Regions from separate parts of the Homo sapiens genome. Here region 2 is linked to region 1. Evidence: read pairs that join two places in POLR2A ChIA-PET (ENCODE). Cell type or tissue: PC-9. All regions are shown on one strand.

Region 1 (2,500 bases):
CTAGCTGCTCTGGAGGCTCCTTTGATTCTCTAGACCTGGAAAAGGTGTCCCTAGGCAGAGCCCTGGCAGGGCGCTCAGAGCTGGGGATTTCCTGCCTGGAACAAGGGACCTGGAGAATGTTTTTGCGTGGGATGATGTGCTGGTCAGGAGCCCCTTGGGCATCGCTTCCCCTGCCCTTTGGTAGTGCCAGGACCAGGCCAATGATGCTTCTCAGTAGCCTTATCATTCACAGGTGCCTCTCTAGCCTGCACAAATGATTGACAAGAGATCACCCAAAGGATTATTTCTGAAGGTGTTTTTTTCTTTATTTCTTTTTCTTTTTTTTTTTTTTTCTTTTTCTTTTTTTTTTGCACATGACAGTGTTTGTATTGAGGACCTTCCAAGGAAGAGGGATGCTGTAGCAGTGGTGCCTGGGTGCCTGGCCTCCAGTGTCCCACCTCCTTCACCACCCCACTTGGCTCCTTTGCCATCTTGATGCTGAGGTTTCCTGTTTGGTGAGATCAGGTTGTTTGTGGTAAAAGAAAGGAAAGGGCTTCTGATGGCTTTGCCACAAGCTTACCTGTGGGTTTCAGTCCTGAGAGGCCACCACCAGTTCCCATCAGCACTGTCTCCATGCAGCAGTTGCTGGGTCCCATGTCCAGCTGCCTCTTTGGCTTCATGGGTTTTTCTGCTTCCTGCCCCCACCCCCACATGTGCAATCCTCAAGATTTGTCCTGATTCTATTTCCTGGCACCTCCCTGCCTGTCCTTGGGGATTCTACTTCTTCCTGTGTGGGAGCCCATAGCTGTTGTCTAACAGGTAAGAAATGAAATTGAACTATTGACTGGGCCCCAGAAATCCATAAAATGGCTGCAGACAGTTGTTTCTGTGTCCTGTTCTACCCCCACTCCAGTACATAACTACTATGTACTGTGTAGAGCCATTCTATATGCTGAATGTTCTGCTGTTGCAAACTTGCCAGGGTATTAGCCAGTGTTTGTGCCAAGCAGTTTTCTGGGACAACAGAATGACTCAGACCAAGATGGATAGGATGGTTAGGGCTTTGCTTCTTGCTGTTTTTCTTTGAAGCTAGTTCATTGTCCTGCAGGTCCCTTCATCTTCCATACCTAGCCCACTCTTTTAGCCCTTACCTTAAATCTCTCAGATAAGTTGGTTCACAAAGAATGTTAAGTACTGAATCATGTGTGACTGAGACCAGAGATGGCAAATGAATGGCACACCATTTCTCCTTCTCCTGCCCCAGGGCAGGTACCACTGATCTGCATCAGAGTTGCCTGCTATTCTCTGGTGTATCCTTCACATCTAGGTGCCCTCAAGCAGCTGTGTGAGTGTTGAGATCTCTGCCATCTCTGGCTGAGATACTGCTGTCCTGTGAAGTGTTTCCCATGACCTTTTTCTTCCCCTTTGAATCCCTCTGTCTGGAGTAGTCCTTGCCTCTTCCTGCTCCAGTAGGGCCTTTTCCCTACCCCAGCCCCTGTGCCAGGCTAAGCTGGTACAAGAGCTGCCAACCTCACAGAGTGTTTGCTAGGCGAGAGAGGTGCAGGGAAGAGGCAGAGGTATGCACCTTCCCCCTTGAAGAGAGGGGAAAGGCCTACAGTGGCCCACATAATTGCCTGACTCACACTTCAGCTACCTCTTAATGCCTGTGGAGGGACTGGAGCTGCTGGATCCCAGTGTGGTGGTGTAGGAGGCCACAGTGAGCAGGTGGCCCCAGCTGGGTTTCCCAGGTCAGGAATGTGGGCCCCAGGCAAGGTGCAGCCTTTGCTCACAGCTCCATCCATGTCTAGACCTTCAGGCCAGTCTGCAGATGAGGTTCCCTACCTTTTTCTTCTCTTCATTGACCAAATCAACCAATCACTACAGCTGCTCTGCTTCTGCTTTCCAAAGTAGCCCAGGTCCTGGGCCAGATGCAGGGGAGGTGCCTATCCATGAGTGAAGGCCAGTGTCTTCCTCACCTGGGTGGGTCCCACACTTGTGACCTCAGTTTTAGGACCAAGATCTGTGTTGGTTTCTTAGATTGCTAGCTTTTCCTCCAGGGGACCACAGCAGGTGAAGCTCAAGAGCGCATGGCTCTGCTAATAGTAAATTGTTTTCAGGGCCTTGTCCAGCTGAGAGCTTCATGTCCACCAGATTCTGAGAGGTGTCAGCAGCACTTTTTTTTTTTATTTGTTGTTTGTTTTCCATGAGGTTATCGGACCATGGGCTGAGCTCAGGCACTTTCTGTAGGAGACTGTTATTTCTGTAAAGATGGTTATTTAACCCTCCTCCACCCCATCACGGTGGCCCTGAGGGCTGACCCGGAGGCCAGTGGAGCTGCCTGGTGTCCACGGGGGAGGGCCAAGGCCTGCTGAGCTGATTCTCCAGCTGCTGCCCCAGCCTTTCCGCCTTGCACAGCACAGAGGTGGTCACCCCAGGGACAGCCAGGCACCTGCTCCTCTTGCCCTTCCTGGGGGAAGGGAGCTGCCTTCTGTCCCTGTAACTGCTTTCCTTATGGCCCAGC
Region 2 (2,500 bases), 590 kb after region 1:
TGATCCACCCACCTCGGCCTCCCAAAGTGCTGGGATTACAGGTGTGAGCTGCTGCACCCAGCCCATTTTCTTTTTTTTTTTTTTTTTTAGTATCTCATGTAATTTATTGAATACAGAAAGTGAAAAACAGAATGGTTGTATGGGTACTTGAAGAAGTATGGTTTCTACTGAATGAGTACTGCTTTTGTACATCCTAAAGGGACCACTCGTGTGTATAAGATTACAGACATTTACTGATAAGAAATGTTTCCTGAGAAGAGGTGAGACAGAGTCCCTGCCAGGTAAGGAAAGGGCCCCGAGGGATAGAAATCCATCTGTATTAACAAAATTCCTAAGTCAGAAAAGCTAACTGACAAGAAACTTTAACCAAAACTGCAATTTTGAAGGAAAATGGACACTAGTGAGATTACCAAAAGTAGAGCAAAAATAGCAGGCAGCTCACTTTTACACAGAACAAGTTGTTCTAAACAAGTTCTAACAGTCAGCAAAAAATAACAAAATACAGATCTTCATGAAAGGATTCCTTTTCCTTTCATGTTACCTCAGCAGCAAAGTCCTTTTCCAGGTCCACGTAAGCTGTGTAGGTTTTGTTTCCACCCCATTTCTCATCTCGTAGGATCACAAACTCTATAAGGAAAAGGATCCATGTCAACAAACTCATTGACAGCATTCCTAGCTCACATGCATGACTATTCCTAGCCCACATGCATGACTATTTGTAGTTTTTGCCATATATTCTGAACTTTATTGTATGGTATTATTCTTAAATTGGATGAGTGGCACTATTGTATACCCAGCTAGCATCTCAGCTGCTTCAGGGGAAGGCTTGTGGCTTATATCTATTTTGTTGTATTCCTCTAGTTCAACATGTCTGCCCCCACCCTTACTTCTAACACCTCTGCCCACTCCAGTATTCCCTCAGAACCTAGCCTGGTAACGAATATATGGACAATTAAATTACATCCCAACATCATTCATACTTTAATATATAAGAAATCAGAGCAGAGAATCAGGGCAGCCAGTCCCTGAAGGAAGAGTCTGTGACAAATCACAAGTATGATCACAGCACGAACTTTTCTATTCTAGCCTGGCCTCTAGGAAGAAAACAGAGAGTGTTACCGGACTTAAGGGGAAAAAGGACATGCTTGATGAAGGACAGAACCCCATTGTTCTCCACATTTCCTGGCTCACAGAAGGCCTTCTTCAGTTTTTTCTTCACATCCTCCTTCCGATCAAGGAGATCAATCTTGGACTCCTAGAAGTCATAGAACGGAAGAGGACCTCTTGTGGTTGAAAATGAGAATATGCTCAACTAATATAAGTTAAATTTTGTTTTTTCTTCTCTGTCACCCAGGCTGGAGTGCAGTGGCACAATCATGGCTCACTGCAGCCTCAGCCTCCTGGGCTCAAGAGATTCTCCCATCTCAGCCTCCTGGAAAGCTGGGACTACAGGAATGTGTCACCATGCCCAGGTAATTCTATTTTTTGTAGAGACAGGGTTTCATCATGTGGCCCAGGCTGGTCTCAAACTTCTGGGCTCAAGCAACTCTCCTGCCTTGGCCTCCCAAAAAGTGCTGGGATTAAAGGTGTGAGCCACTGTGCCTCGCTAAAAAAATTCTTTTTACAAAGATTTTAACATTAGGTACTTGCAGATATTTTCCTGTGGATGTGGTAAAAATAAATAAATAAAGATTTTTTTTTTTTTTTGAGACGGAGTCTCACTCTGTTGCCCAGGCTGGAGTGCAGTGGCGCCATCTGAGCTCACTGGAAGCTCCGCCTCCTGGGTTCACGCCATTCTCCCGCCTCAGCCTCCCGAATAGCTGGGATTACAGGTGCCTGTCACCACGCCCAGCTAATTTTGTTTTTGTATTTTTAGTAGAGACAGGGTTTCACCGTGGTAGCCAGGATGGTCTCGATCTCCTGACCTCGTGATCTGCCCCGCCTTGGCCTCTCAAAGTGCTGGGATTACAGGTGTGAGCCACTGCACCCGGGCAATAAAAATATTTTAACATTTGGCTGGGCACAGTGGCTCACACCTGTAGTCTTATCACTTTGGGAGGCTGGAGAGTCGCTTGAGCCCAGGAGTTCAAGACCAGTGTGGGCAACATAGAAAAACCTCATCTCTACTGAAAATAAAAAATTAGCTGGGTGTGGTTGTACGCGCCTGTGGTCCCAGCTACTCAGGAGGCTGAGGCAGGAGGATCACTTGAGCCTGAGGTTGAAAGTGCAGTGAGGCATGATCATGCCACTACACTCCAGCCTGGGCGACAGTGAAAAACCACTCACAATCCTGCCATCTAACAAATTAAACTATTTTATTTTTTATATTCTTCTCAGGCTTTGTTTATAGCACACAAAATTGTTATGAATTTGTAGTTGGAGAATAAATGTCTATCTTTTAAGTATTTCTGAGTGGCTACCTGGTCCTTACTTACAATTTTTTTTCTTTTCAGATGGTCTCGCTCTGTTGCTCAGGATGGAGTACAGTGGTGCAATTATA

Evidence for each region. ChIA-PET counts read pairs that join two places held together with the same protein. Peaks named below come from ENCODE experiments on the same cell type or tissue, not always from the same donor. Only the 100,000 strongest peaks of a DNase experiment are listed, where the experiment ranks them.
Region 2: POLR2A ChIA-PET joins it to region 1 with 12 read pairs; 2 of 35 experiments call an interaction of 5 or more read pairs at or near these places.

Annotation. Positions count from the first base shown.
Region 1 is chr1:32,195,661-32,198,160 of GRCh38, forward strand. TXLNA (taxilin alpha) reads left to right here. Exons shown (of 11, transcript NM_175852.4): 11 at 1-2,500. It also overlaps a transcript of CCDC28B not described here. Among named protein-coding and RNA genes, the nearest start is that of CCDC28B, 3.7 kb to the right of the region's middle. In PC-9, no CTCF peak of the experiment used is centred here; no DNase peak of the experiment used is centred here.
Region 2 is chr1:32,785,821-32,788,320 of GRCh38, forward strand. YARS1 (tyrosyl-tRNA synthetase 1) reads right to left here. Exons shown (of 13, transcript NM_003680.4): 7 at 1,120-1,255; 8 at 542-627. Among named protein-coding and RNA genes, the nearest start is that of YARS1, 30 kb to the right of the region's middle. RefSeq lists an enhancer at 508-1,707. In PC-9, a CTCF peak has its summit at 1,234; no DNase peak of the experiment used is centred here; H3K27ac peaks cover 646 bases.